Linked DNA regions of Homo sapiens: region 2 is linked to region 1. Evidence: chromatin contacts called from ENCODE Hi-C or POLR2A ChIA-PET data. All regions are on one chromosome and are shown on one strand. Each heading gives the region's core, a stretch centred on a gene start or an enhancer-like site at or near the end of the contact. The rest is flanking DNA. Distances are from core to core; before and after follow the strand shown.

Region 1 (7,712 bases), core at 1,873-4,372:
AGAGATTTCTTATAGCACCTCATATACAAAGTATCTAATGTAACAGTAATTATTTCCTTTAGTAATTGAAGGAAAAATGGAAAATACTACCTCATTTGAAGAATTTTCCTGCAAACTTGACACAGGAACAATTTCATTTGAATTAACATAATTGCTGACATTTGGAAATAGTTCTTCAAAAGATGCTTTTTGCACTGAGGACAAATCAATCTATAAAAGAATACATTATTGTTTTGTGGAAGTTAAACATTGCAAAAGCAATGATTTTTAAGTAATTAAAGAAAAGTTGAAAAATACCATCTCATTGGAAGCATTTTCCTGTAAACTTGACACAGGAACAATTTCATCTGAATAAACGTAATTACTGACATTTGGACATAACTCTTCAAAAGATGCATGTTTAGAGACAAATCAATCTGTAAAATGGGTTATAACATTCTTTCATTTTAAAGTAATTTTTTAATTAGGAATTTTTGTTTGCTATGATACACCAGAGATTTTTAAATCACTATCTCTAACATAGAACTCTCTCCTAAGTGCCATATCCATTTTTCTATCAGGTTACTGAAATCACCACACATTTCTGTACCAAATTAAAAATTTCCAAAAAAGATGACTGATTGATTTAGAGATGATTTAAGGTGTGCAGGATGCACGTAGGTTATATGCAAAAAACCAACACTATGCCATTTTACATCAGGAACTTTAGCATCCACATATTTTGGTATCTTTGAGAAGTCCTGGAACCAATTCCCCATGAATACTGAGGGATGACTGTATATAGTTAAGACAACTGAAAACATGTTTAACAAACACTTGTCAACAAATGTTCATAACAGTATTATTCATAATAGATAATAAATGGAAATAAATGCGCATAAACTGAATTGATAAACAAAATATGGTATATGTATATAATGGAGTATAATTCAGTTGATTTGGTTTGGCTGTGTCTCTACTCAAATCTCATCTTGAATTGTAATCCCCATAATCCCCATAGGTCAAGGGAGGGACCCGGTGTGAGGTGATTGAATCATGGGGGTGGTTTTCTCCATACTGTTCTGATGATAGTGAGTGAGTTTTCCCGAGATCTGATGGTTTTATAGGGTAGTTTTCCCTGCTCTTCCATGCTCTCTCCTCTGTTGCCATGTAAGACAGGCCTCTTCCCCTTCCACCATGATTGTAAGTTTCCTGAGGCCTCCCCAGCCATGCGGAACTGTGAGCCAATTGAACCTCTTTTCTTTATAAGTTACCCAGTCTTGGGTATGTCTTTATAGCAGTGTGGAAACAGACTAATACATAGGTCATAAAAAAGGAATGCAGTACTGATACCTGCTATAACATAGATGAATTTTTAAAACATTATGCTAAGTGAAAGAAACCAGGCACAAAACGCCACATGTTATATGATCTCATTTATATGAAATACTCAGAAAGAGCAAACCTATAGAGACAGAAACTAAATCAGTAGTTTCTTTGGACTGGAGGGTGGGATGGGGGGATGAGGGCTGACTATTAACGAATAGGGTGATGAAAATGTTCTTAAATAGGATCATGATGATAGTTGCACAGTTTTTAAGTATGCTAAAAACCACTGAATTATATACTTTAGTATACTGAGTTTTATAAAACGTAACTTGTACCTCAAATTTAAAAATATGTTGATATTTGTAAAATAGTCACTAAATTAGTTTTGCCACGAAAAAAATCATTTTGGTACATTTGTTATTCATCAATACATTTTAACTCCAAATATCAACCAAGAATGAATAAAAAATGAGACACTCATTTTCTGGAAAAAGTATTGATTTTTGGGCCACTGGAAAGACTGTGAGCAGAGGATTAACAAAATCCTTTCTCCCATCATGAGCATCTATTGGTTAAATCTGTAACTCCTTTCCCCTAGGAACCTGATAAGTGTAAGAATGTCAACTGTGTTACTAGGTAACATTGCTTATGGTAAAAATAATGTCTGATTGGAAAATTGTATCTATAGGAGGAACTATAAATGCACTATAAATAAATAACTACTGCACTATAAAAGCTAAAATACTTTGAGTTTCCCTGAGTGCAGGGACATTGTAATTACACATGTCCTTTGTGGAGACCATGGACGTTATGCATAAGTGCTGTTACAAAAGATACTGGATTTCATCTCCTTGTGCCTGAGCAGTCCCCACACTGCTATGTAAGCCGCTGCATGGACCTCTGTGAGGATTGCTCACACTGAAGAGGAACATTGGATATTTGACTGAAGACTTGATGACACTGGATTTGATAATCATTTCTTGGATATGACATCAAAAGAACAGGTGAGAAAAGAAAAAGACAAATTTTACTATGACAAAATAAAAAACATTTGTGCATCAAAGGACACTATCAACAGAGTGAAAAGGCAACCCATGGAAGGGGGCAAATTATTTGTAAATCATATGTTGGGTAATGGGTTAACATCTCAGATATATGAAGAACTCCTACAACTCAACAATTAAAAATTCAAAAATAAACAAAGGACTTGAATAGATATTTTCCCAAAAAAGATATACAAATAGCTAATTAACACATTAAAAGATGCTCAGTGTCATCCTTATTAGGGAAATACAAATCAAAACCATAATGAGATACCACCTCACATCCATAAGAACTACTATTACAAAAAAGAAAATAACAAGTGCTGGCAAGGAAGTAGAGAAACTGGAACCCTTGTGCATTTTGCTAGTGGGAATGTAAAATGGTACAGCTACTAAGGAAAACAGTGTGGTGGTTCCTCAAAAAGAAAAATTGAATTACAATATGCTGTAGCAATTCCACTTCTAGATACATACCCAAAGAATTGAAAGCAGGGACTCAAACATATATTTGTACACCCATGTTCATAGCAGCATTATTCACAATTGTCAAAAGGCAGAAGCAACCCAATTGTCCATCAATAGATGAATGGATAAACAAAATGTGTCATATACATACAATGGAGTATCAATTCATCCTTAAAAATAAAATTCTGATGCATGCTGTAACATAGATGAATTTGAAGATGCCATGCTAAGTGACATAAACTAGTCACAAAGGACAAATACTGTATGGTTCCACTTATATGAGGTACCTAGAGTAGTCAAATTTATAGAAACAGAAAGTAAAATGGTGGTTTCCAGGGGTGGGGTAGGGAGGAGCAGGAAGTTACTGTTTAATGCATATGGAATTTCAGTTTTGCAAGATGAAAAAAGTTCTAGAGATGAATAGTGGTGATGGTTGCATAATGATGTGAATGAATATACTTCAACTGTACACTTAAAAATGGTTAAAATTATAAATTTTATGTTATATATATTTCATCACAATTTTTAAAACTGAAAGGAAAAAACAGAAGAATCCTGGTTGTTGCTGCAGTACTCTAATTTTTCCTTCTCTCTTGCATGTATAGTAGTATACAAAGTACTTTCATTGAAAGTGTGCTTAAGCAACAGAAAAACACAGATATTATTCTCCATAGGCAATATTTCCCTGATATGAGAAAAATAGAAGAATGGGGAGAGGAGGAGCCAGAAAACAGATACTACAAGTGCCAAATGCTAATACTTACCACAAAACCAGCTGTCTCTGAAGATGGAGTACTTGTTAAAAGGCCTCTGTTTTTCTTACCAGGAGTACTGGAATTTGTTTTCTATAAATGTTTTTATAAAACAGGGATTGAACAGCAGAAAGAAATAAACTATTTTAGTATAGTAAAACTACAATTTCAAGTTAGTTGACCAGATCATAATGTACAGTACTAAGAAAATCCTTAATCTGTTCATTAAATTTTAAACCACTTCACAGGAAACTAAAGAATTTTCTCACTTGAGCTAGATCAAACAACATCCAAGAGAACTCTATATGGCATAGCAACTATATGAGAATACCTTGGTTGAAATGAATACCTTGGTTGAAATTACTATTAATTTAGAAAGAAAAGCTAATTAGAGTGTTGAGTTAGGAAATGGCGCTTCAGTTATCTTTGTTAACTACTAAGAAAGGTATTTTACTTTCAGCATTTAATTCTTAGTATATTATTGTACTTTTTGTGGAAAGAAAGTATAAGTTATTTCTGGAGCTGTGAAATATATGTAGCAAGGATAATTGGTTTAAAATATATAACGTTAAATGTATATAGATACTTTCATTTATGGAACATCAAAGTTAAAGAAATTATAAAGTAGGATGTAGGCTCATTTTCTACTTTTTGAAGATACAAAGAGGCAGACAGACAGACAGGTAGACAAAGCAAGAAAGAGTAAAAGACAGAGTGAGGAGAGAAACAGACAAGATACAAGACCTAAAGAAAGTGACAGAAAGCGAGGAAGCGACAGGCCAAAAGAGAGAGAGGGAGGAAGGGAGAAGAGGGGAATGGAGAGGAGATGAAGGAAGAGGTAGAGGAGAGGAGAGGAGGTAGGAGAGGAAGAATGAAAAGCAAAAGACAGAGAAGGAGAGAAAAAGAGGAAGACCAAGAGAAGGAGAGAGGAAAAAAGAGAAAGACAGAGAAGACAGAAACCAACATAGATTGTGAGCAGAGATTGAGAGAGAGAGACAGAGAAGGACAGTGAGAGAGATCAAGACAGAGACCAAGGAAAAGAGACAGAGCTTGAGACTGCAAGAGAGAGAAAATCTAGGATAGCAAAAGCAAAGAAACGGGTAGAAAGGTAGAGTAGAAAGTAAGAGTGATAGTCAAACAGACAGAGACAGGCAGCTTTATTTCTAGAAATCAGCTGCCTTTTCGGCCTTTAGACTCCATGAAGCAACCATATCCTTCTGATAAATGTTCTTTTTGAGTAGGTGTCTCTTGTAAGATGTCAAGTCTGGAATCTTACTTTCAACCTTTCTTTCCCTTCTGGCTTAAAAGCTTTTAAACTGATCGTTGGTACAAGACATAATCTGGAATAGTTTATTAGGAAAATTTTTGTCAGAAATGTTTATGGGTATATTTACAATAAAATGAACACATCAGCCTCTAACTTACTAGCTATATTTAGTTTTCGCATTTCAACAATGAAGGTTATTCTACCTCTAGGGACTGTGATGCAAGGGTTACAAATAATATATGTAAAAAGAACCTATGGTGTCTGGAGAGTAGGAGCTACTCAATGATAACTATTATCATCATCATTGTGGCAGTCCTGAAGGTCCTCTGCTCACATTTCTTCAAACAAAGAACCAGCTGTTCCAGTGCAAGGAGTGTAGTTAGCTGACAGCCCCCAAGCACAACATCTTTAGAATATGCTTCAGCTTTCATGCTGAGGCCACCATCTTTTCAAGCAGCCCCCAGCCAATGTCTGGGCATAACAGTCCAACACAAGACTTTCATAATAGACAATCTTTTCTCCAGAACTCCCCATTGTTGAGAGCTTCTGTCAGATCTGCACTGAAGACTGGGGCTATCCCTGCATAATCCTGCTTCTTCCCTGCCTTCCTTTCTTAGTCATTAGCCCCTGATGTTTGAACTCTTTATACTGTCTGAGTATCTGCTTCCCAGAGGTCTCATTTGACATAATTGTCAACTATCAGTCCAATTTTAAAACATCAGCTTGTATGCAGCTGTAAGTATATAGCTTCCCTACATTTTTTCTTAGATTTGTTAAAATATATATATATATATTTCTAAATCTTCCCAATCAGTACATATTTATAGTCTTTTCAAAAAATATTAGTTAATAAAAGACTAGTTCTTATCAATGCAGGTTTTGGGGACTGAGGCAGCAGAACTAAACTGTTCTACCTGCATTGCTTTCTTTTTTTTTTCTTTTTATTTATTTATTTATTTTTATTATACTTTAAGTTTTAGGGTACATGTGCACAACGTGCAGGTTAGTTACATATGTATACATGTGCCATGTTGGTGTGCTGCAGCCATTAACTCATCATTTAACATAAAAGCAGACCTATAGTGGGAAGACGGAACCTTGACTTTTAGATAATGAGAGTTTAACTGAAAATTTGTAACTCTATGTTCAGAATCTTTTCCAGGCTGAAACAAATTCATAATCAAGAAATACATTTTATAGTGCTATAAAAACATTTCCAGCACTTCTCACATGTCCTATTATTTCAACTTGAAAAAAAGATTTAAACTTAGAAATAAATGATTTTCTGGAAAAAAATAACGTCACACATTTAAGTTAAAAAATCTGCTGAAAGACAAAATAGTTCGAAACACAGGTGGAGCAGGATGGCCAGGGATGCCCATCCTCCAAGGCTCGCCATACTCTTCTAGGTGGCTTTAGCTTTTGGGTAACTGTAGGACCTGGACAGAGTAGGGCAGTCTTGTCCATGAGATATGTCCAGTCCGATCTGAGTGTCCTCATCTGCCAGCCTCTCCTGGGGCCCCAGCATGGCATGCCCGCTTGTGGCACAGCCTCGCATGCCTAACCAGGGTGCTTCCCAGGGGCCCTTCTCATAGCTCCTTCACTAGCAGACCATGCCTCACCGTCAGAGAGCTCCCGCTGACCAGCCACCATGGATGCGCACCTGCCTACCTACAGCCTCCACTCCCTTACAGCCTTCCTCCACCTCACTTTGCTGTCATGCACTCGCCCAAGGTCCTCTCCACTGCTTTGCTGGCCCGCAAGCGCAGGTGACCATACTTCCTCTCTCCCACTGGCATGTGTGTGTACATGCACCCTGCCTCTCCACCACTGCTGGTGTGAGCACACCCTGCCACCGCTAATGTGCGGCACTCTGCCCTGCCAATGTGGCCTGCATGAGGGTGTGTACAGAATCCAGTGCCTCACTCCCGCCAGCAACTGTTCACCCCAGCCCACCACTGCTGCTGCTGCCACACTCAAGCTAGCATAGATCCTGCTATGCTATGCCACTGCCTGAGGAAAGGCACTGGCCAGCACTCCCCATCACAGTGCTGTGGCCAGCAGAGCAGGAACACCGGGCCCCTCCAGTGCAGCGAGTTCCTAAGCTCCTGAGACCAGAGAACAAAGCTGGGGGCCTGGTACCAGCACCCTTAGAGTTAGAGCAGTCAAACTAGGAATGCTGAGCTGAGCTCTGGCCCTCTAAAATCTTCCTCAAACAAACTTAACAGACACATAGACCAATGGAACAGAATAGAGAGCCCAGAAATAAAGCTGCACACCTACAACCATCTGATCTTCGACAAAGCTGACAAAAACAAGCAATGGGGAAAGGACTGTTTTATTCAAGAAATGGTGCTGGGATAACTGGCCAGCCATATTCAGAAGACTGAAACTGAACTCCTTCCTTATACCATATACAAAAATCAAGATGGACTAAACACTTAAATGTAAGACCTAAAACTATAAAAACTCTAGGAGAAAACCAACAAAATACCATTCTGAACATAGACCCTGGCAAAGATTTCATGAGGAAGATGCCAAAAGCAAATGCAACAAAAACAAAAATTGACAAATGGGACCTAATTAAACAAAAGAGCTTCCGCACAGCAAATGAAACTATCAAGAGAGTAAACAGACAACCTACAAAATGGGAGAAAATATTTGCAAACTATGCATCCGACAAAGGTCTGATATCCAGGATATATAAGGAACTTAAATTTACAAGCAAAAACCAAACAGCTCCATTAAAAAGTGGGCAAAGGCATAAACAGACATTATCAAAAGAAGATATATGCACAGCCAACAAGCGTATGAAAAAATGCTCACCACTAATCATTAGATAAATGCAAATCAAAACCACAATGAAATACCATCTCA
Region 2 (7,712 bases), core at 1,937-4,436, 48 kb after region 1:
AGTATTTACAAGCCTCATAGTAACCTCAAATCAAAAAACATACAACAGATACACAAAAAATAATAAGAAATTAAACTATACCACTAGAGTAAATCACCTTCATTAATAGGAACACAAAAAGGAAAGAAAGAAGGCCACAAAACAACCAGAAATAACAAAATGTCAGGAGTAAGTCTCTACTTATCAATAGTAACACTGAATGTAAATGGGCTACACTGTCCAATCAAAAGACACAGAGTGGTTGAATGGATTTAAAAAAAAAAAAAAAAAAACAAGACCCAGTGATCTGTTTTCTTCAAGAAACACACTTCACCTATAAAGACACACACAGACTGTAAATAAAGGGATGCAAAGAAATATTCCATGCCAATGGAAGTCAAAAAAGAGCAGGAGTAGCTATATTTATATCAGACAAAACAGATTTCAAGACAAAGAAGGTTATATATAATGATAAAGGGGTCAATTCAGCAAGAAGATGTAATAATTTTAAATATATATGCACCTAACACTGGGTCATCCAGATATATAAAGCAAACATATTACAGCTAAAGAGAAAAATAGGCCCTAATACAAAAATTGCTGGAGATTGCAACACTCCACTTTCAGCACTGGACAGATCTTCCAAACAGAAAGTCAACAAAGAAACATTGGACTTAATCTTCACTTATTCATTTGTCTTCAATTATTTAGAACAAATAAACCTAATAGATATTTGCAGAAAATTTTATCCAATGGGTTCAGAATATACATTTTTTTCCTCAGCACATGGATCAGTCTCAAGGTCATATGTTAGGTCACAAAACAAGTCTTAAAACATTCCAAAAAACTAAAATAATATCAAACATCTTCTCTGACCACAATGAAATAAAACTACAAGTCAATAACAAGAGGGAAGAGGGAGGTAAGTTGGCTGACTAGACACAGCCAGGAGGAACATCTGTCGCTGAGGGAATGGGACATTGGGAAGACTGGTGAATTCCTAGCAGATCTTCAGAGGGAAGGCATTGAGAGTGAAGGAAGACATAGATGCTAGGCTAAAGGAAAAAGAAGCTGGGAACCCTGCAGAGGGCTAAGGCGCACTGGGACTCATTCCTGGCCCCAATGACTCCTGGGGAAGGGGTGAGTTGAGCAGGCAAGTAGCAACCCACCCTTACCATGGGCCTCTGGAATCCTGGCAGGAGACCTCATGACCCCCACAGACACTTGTTCTGTAGGGGCAGAACTCCAGCTGGTGCAGATCTCGGAGGGTTTGGTGTTGGAGCATGTGCAGTGGAGCATAGCCAAGGACGCCCATCCCCCAAGGCTTGCCTTCCTCCTCTAGGAGATTTTAGCCCTAGGGGAACTGTTGGACTTGAACAGCCCAGGGTAGTCTTGCCCATGAGATAGGGCTGGTCTACCTGGTCACCTCTTGGTTGGCCTGCCTATCCTGGGGATCCAGCCTGGCAGCACTTGCTTGAATGTAGCCTCAGATGCCCAGGTGGGGTGCCTCCTGGGAGAGCAGCATCATAGCTCCTGTGCTGGCAGACTGCTCCTGACTGGTACAGAGCTCCAGGAGAGCAGACACTGTGGATGTACGCCAGCCCTCCCATGCCCTCCCCCTGCTGCAGCCTCCCTTGTGCGGCTTTGCCTGCACACATTTGCCCATGTCCAACACCTAGACCGCTTTGCTTGCACATGTATGCATGGGTGGACCTTGCTGTGCACCCCACCCACTCACCCACCATGCTGCCATTGCTGTCGAAGCATTTGCAGGCATGAAGACTGCTAGCCCCATGCCTGCCAGTGCCCTGTTCTTGTGTTGACACTGCCACTGGCGTGAAACTGCACATGGTGACCAACAGACCTACCCCACACCCTGCAAGGCCACTGCCACTCACATGAATGCACGCACAGATGGCGTCAGTCCCACACCTACCAATGCTCTGTCCCTGTGCTGACACTGCCATTGGCACAAAACTATATAGGGAGACCGGCAGACCTTCCCCTACCCTGAGCGGCCACTGCTGCCTGCATGGATACCTGTACAGATGGCACACAGAGTCCCATACCTGCCAGCACCCACCTCGTCCTAACATCGCCACCAGTGTGAATGTGCACACGGACCCCAGTGGGGCCTGTTCCCCCCTGTGCCATGCTGCCAACCCCACCACTGTTAATACCTGCATGGACACTGGTACCCCTACAATTGCCAGCACCCTGCCATAATCAACAAGTATGTACCCTGCTGCACTGCCACTGCTGCTGGCATGTACAAATCCCACTGCCACTGCCCTGTGAAGAGCTTTGGCTGGCACCACTCATCAGAGTGCTGTGACCAGCAGTCTGGGAACACCTTGGCCCTTGGTGAGCAGGTTTCTCACCTCAAGGGGCCAGAGAACAAAGCCAGGGGCCTGATACCAGCCCCACAGAATTGGAGCACACAATCCAGAGGTCCTGAGCTGAGCCTTGGCCCCCCACAAAATCTTCCAGAAACAAAACCAGTTGACTGAACCCACCTTATACAACAAGAAAACCCCCAAGGATATCAAACAGGGCAAAAGAAAAAAAAATCCAAAGGGCAGTGATATGATTTGGATCTGTGCCCCTGACCAAATCTCATGTTTGGTCATGAGATTTAGAAGTGGGTCCAATGTTGGAGGTGGGGCCTAGTGAAAGGTGATTAGATCATGGGGGTAGTTTCTCATAAGTGCTTTAGCACCACCCTCTTGGTGCTGTTATCATGATAGTGAGTTCTCATGAGATCTGGTCCTTTAAAAGTGTATAGTACCTCCTCCCTCTCCCTGTCTCTCTTCTCCTGCTCCAGCCATGTGAAGTGCCAGCTCCCTCTTTGCCTTCTGCCATGACTGTAAGTTTCCTGAGATTGCTGGGCACAATGGCTCATGCTTGCAATCCCAGAACTTTGGGAGGCCAAGGCGAGTGGATCACTTGAGCTCAGGGGTTCGAGACCAGCCTGGGCAACACGGTGAAACCCTGTCTCTACTAAAATACAAAAAATTAGCTGGGTATGGTGGTGCACACCTGTGGTCCCAGCTACTCAGAAGGCTGAAGTGGGAGGATCACTTGAACCTGGGAGGTGGAGGTTGTGGTAAGCCAAGATGGTGTCACTGCACTCTAGCCTGGGTGACAGAGTGAGATCTTTCTCAATTTAAAAAAAAAAAGAAGAAGTTTCCTGTGGCCTCCCCAGAAACCAGGAAGATGGTTTCTTGTACATCTTGCTTCCTGTACATCATGCTTCCTGTACAGGTACAGCTTCAGCATCATGCTTCCTGTACAGCCTGCAGAACCATGAGCCAATTAAGCCTCTTTTCTTTATAAATAACCCGGTCTCAGATATTTCTTTATAGTAATGCAAAAATGAATAATACAGACAGCAACTTCAAAGACTGAAGAAACATCAGCCCACAAAGATGGGAAAGAACCAGTGCAAAAACTCTGGCAATTCAAAAAGCCAGAGTGTCTTCTTACCTCCCAAAAACCCCACTAGTTCCCCAGCAATGATTGTTAACCATGCTGAGATGGCTGAAATGACAGAAATAGGAATCAGAATATGGATAGGAACGAGGATCATCGACATACAGTAGAAAGTCGAAACCCAATCCAAGGAATCTAAGGATTACAATAAAATGATACCAGAGCTGATAGACAAAATGGCCATTATAAGAAAGAACTGAACTGATGCAACAGAGCTAAAAAATACACTCTGAGAATTTCATAATGCAATCGCAAGTATTAAGAGTAGAATTGACCATGCTGAGGAAAGAATCTCAGAGGTTGAAGCCTGGATGTACAAAAGAACTCAGATAAAAATAAAGAAGAAACAATGACAAAGAATGAACAAAACCTCCAAAAAATATGTGATTATGTAAAGAGGCCTAATCTATGAGTCATTGGTACACCTAAAAGAGAAGGAAAGAAACCAAGCAACTTGGAAAACATTTCAAGATATCATCCATGAAAATTTCCCCAAGCTCACTAGAGAGGCCAACATTCAAATTCAGGACAAGCAGAAAACCCCTGCAAAATACTACATAAGAAGACCAGTCTCAAGACACACAGTCATCAGATTCTCCAAGGTCAAAATGAAAGAAAAAATGTTAAAGTCAGCTAGAGTGAAGGGGCAGGTCACCTACAAAGGAAATCCCATTAGGCTAACAGCAGACCTATCAGCAGAAACCCCATAAGCCAGAAGAGAATGGGGGCCTATATTCAGCATTATAAAAGAAAATAATTTTCAACCAAGAATTTCATATCCAGCCAAACCAAGCTTCATAAGCAAAGGAGAAATAAGATCCTTTTCAGACAAATTTGTTAGCACAAGACCTGCCTTACAACTGGTCCTAAAAGGAGTGCTAAATATGGAAAAGAAAGACCGTTACCAGCCACTACAAAAAACACACTTAAGTACATAGACAAGTGACACTACAAAGCAACCACACAAACAAGTATGCATAATAACCAACTAACAACATGACAAAAGGACCAAATCCACACATATCAATACTAACCTTGAATGTAAATGAGCTAAATACTCCCAATTAAAAGGCACAGAGTGGCAAGTTGGATAAAGAAACAAAACCCAACAGTATGCTGTCTTCAAGAGATCCATCTCACATACAATGACACTCACACACTCAAAGTAAAGGGATGAAAAAAAAATCTACCAAGCCAATTAAAAAAAAACAAAAAAACAAAAAAATAACGGAAAAAAAGCAGATGCTGCTATTCTCATTTTGGACAAAACAGACTTTAACCAAGATCAAAAAAAGACAAAGAAGGGCATTACATAATCTAAGAAGGGCATTATGGGGCTCAATTCAACAAGAAGACCTATCTTTCCTAAATATATATGCACCTAACACAGGAGCACCCAGATTCATAAAGCAAGTTCTTAGAGACCTATGAAGAGATTTAGAAAACCACAGAATAATAATGGGACATTTAAACACCCACTGACAGTATCAGACAGATTGTCAAGGCAGAAAACTAACAAAGATATTCAGAGCCTTAACACAACACTTGACCAAATGGATCTAATAGATATCTACAGAACTCTCCACCCCAAACCAACAGAATACACATTCTCCTTATATGCACATGGCAAACACTGATCACAAAGTCAGGTACAAAAGAATCTTCAGCAAATTTCAAAAGAAATGAAATCATACCAACCACTCTCTCAGACCACAGAGCAATAAAAATAGAAATAACTGCTAAGAAAATTGCTCAAAATCATACAATTATTGAACTAATTTACACTCCCACCAATAGTGTAAAAGTATTAAAGACAGTGTGGCGATTCCTCAAGGATCTAGAATCAGAACTACTATTTGATCCAGCAATCCCATTATTGGGTATATACCCAAAGGATTATAAATCATACTACTATAAAGACACATGCACACGTATGCTTATTGCAGCACTGTTCACAATAGCAAAGACTTGGAACCAACCCAAATGCCCATCAATGATAGGCTGGATTAAGAAAATGTGGCACATATACACCATGGAATACTATGCAGCCATAAAAAATGATGAGTTCATGTCCTTTGCAGGGACATGGATGAAGCTGGAAACCATCATTCTCAGCAAACTGACACAGAAACAGAAAACCAAACACCACATGTTCTCATTTATAAGTTGAACAATGAGAACACATGGACACAGGGAGGGGAACATCACACACCAGGGCCTGTCGGGGGGTTGGAGGATAGGGGAGGAATAGCATTAGGAGACATACCTAATGTAGGTGAAGGGTTGATGGGTGCAGCAAACCACCACGTGTATACCTATGTAACAAACCTGCACGTTCTGCACATGTATCCCAGAACTTAAAGTATAATTTTTAAAGAAGTGAAAAAAACCCCATACAATTAAATGGAAATTTTAAAAACCTGCTCCTGAACGACTTCTGGGTAAATAATGAAATTAAGGCACAAATCAATAACTTTTTTGAAACTAATGAGGAAGAAGATACAACATACCAGACTCTCTGGGACATAGCCAAAGCAATGTAAGAGGGAAGTTTATAGCACTAAAAGCTCACATCAAAAAGTCAGAAATAACTCAAATTAACAACCTAATACCGCAACTAGAGGAACTAGAAAAACAAGAGCAAATCAACCCCAAAGCTACCAGAAGACAATAAATAACCAAAATCAGACTAAAGGAAACTAAGATGAAAAAAAACATACAAAACATCAATGAATCAGGGGCTACTTCTCTAAAAGAATTAATCTGATAGACCACTAGCTAGATTAAGAAAAGAAAGAGAAGAGCCAAATAAACACAATTAGAAATGACAAAGGAGACATTACCACTGACCCCACAGAAATACAAAAAACTCTCAGAGACTATTATAAACACCTCTATGCACACAAGCTAGAAAACCTAGAAGAAATGGATAAACACACAGACCAATAGAGAAACAAAATAGAGAACCCAAACATAACCACCAGATCTTTGACAAATCTACCAAAACAAGCAATGGGGAAAGGACCATTCCATAAATGGTGCTGGGATAACTGGCCAGCCATATGCAGAAGACTGAAACTGGAGATCCCTTCCTTACACCATAAACAGAAATTAACTCAAGATGGATTAAAGACGTATATCTAAGACTCAAAACTATCAAAACCCTGGAAAATAACCTAGGAAATACCACTCTGGACAAAGGACATGGCAAAGACTTCATAACAATGACGCCAAAAGAAATTGCTATGAGAGCAAAAATGACAAATGGGACCCAATTAAACTAAAGAGCTTCTGCACAGCAAAAGAAACTATCAACAGAATCAATAATCTACAGAATGGGAGAAAATATTTGCTAACTATACATCTCACAAAGGTCTAATATCAGAATCTATAAGGAATTTAAACAAATTTATAAGCAAAGAACCATTCCATTAAAAAGTGGGCAAAGGACATGAACAGACACTCTTCAAAAGAAGACATACACACGACCGACAAACATGCAAAAATGCTCAACATCACTAATCATTAGAGAAATGCAAATCAAAACCACAATGATACCATCTCACACTAGTCAGAATGACTATTATTAAAAAGTAAAAAAGTAACAGATACTGACAAAGTTGCAGAGAAAACAGAATGCTTATATACTGTTAGTGGGAGTGTAAATTATTTCAACCATTGTGGAAAGCAGTGTGGTAATTCCTCGAACAGCTAAAAACAGAACTACCATTTGACCCAGCAATCCCATTATTGGGTATATACCCTAAGGAATATAACTTATTCTACCATAAAGACACATACAAGCACATATTTATCACAGCATTATTCACAATAGCAAAGACATGGAATCAACCTAAATGTTCATCAATGGTAGACTAGAGAAAAAAAATGTGGTACATATACACCATGGAATGCCATGCAGTCATACAAAAGAATAAGAATATGTCCTCAGCAGTAACGCAGATAAATCTGGAGGCCATTATTCTAAGCAAACTAATACAGGAACAGAAAACCAAATACTGCACAGTCTCACTTATAAGTGGGACCTAAACATTGGGTATATATGGACAGAAAGAAGGAACAACAGACACTGGGGCCTACTTGAGGGTGAGAGGAGGGTGACTATTGAAAAAGTACCTATCAGGTACTATGCTTATTACATAGATGAAGAAATAATCTGCACACCAAACTACTGTAACAGACACACAATTTATCTACATAACAAATTAGATATGTTTACA

The links. Hi-C counts contacts between places; a loop is a spot of excess contacts on that map. ChIA-PET counts read pairs that join two places held with the same protein, here RNA polymerase II (POLR2A). Pooled maps may share reads with other maps.
Region 2: a pooled map shows a loop between it and region 1 (9-fold over the local background). The contact joins two enhancer-like sites. A Hi-C loop is called at or near these places in 2 of 37 single-sample maps with no recorded cell type and 7 of 50 pooled maps. POLR2A ChIA-PET finds 5 or more read pairs at or near these places in 2 of 52 experiments (CD8-positive, alpha-beta T cell and CD8-positive, alpha-beta memory T cell).

What each region holds. Positions count from the first base shown.
Region 1 is chr5:131,851,174-131,858,885 of GRCh38, forward strand. MEIKIN (meiotic kinetochore factor) reads right to left here. Exons shown (of 13, transcript NM_001303622.2): 10 at 3,581-3,661; 11 at 91-210. Among named protein-coding and RNA genes, the nearest start is that of FNIP1, 58 kb to the left of the region's middle. Within about 2 kb of position 3,123, at least 2 of the 41 ENCODE cell types and tissues checked have a DNase peak (open chromatin) inside an H3K27ac peak, as active enhancers do; they include CD8-positive, alpha-beta T cell, where a contact is called at or near this core.
Region 2 is chr5:131,899,290-131,907,001 of GRCh38, forward strand. All of the region lies in intron 8 of MEIKIN (meiotic kinetochore factor), which reads right to left. Among named protein-coding and RNA genes, the nearest start is that of MEIKIN, 43 kb to the right of the region's middle. Within about 2 kb of position 3,187, at least 2 of the 41 ENCODE cell types and tissues checked have a DNase peak (open chromatin) inside an H3K27ac peak, as active enhancers do; they include CD8-positive, alpha-beta T cell, where a contact is called at or near this core.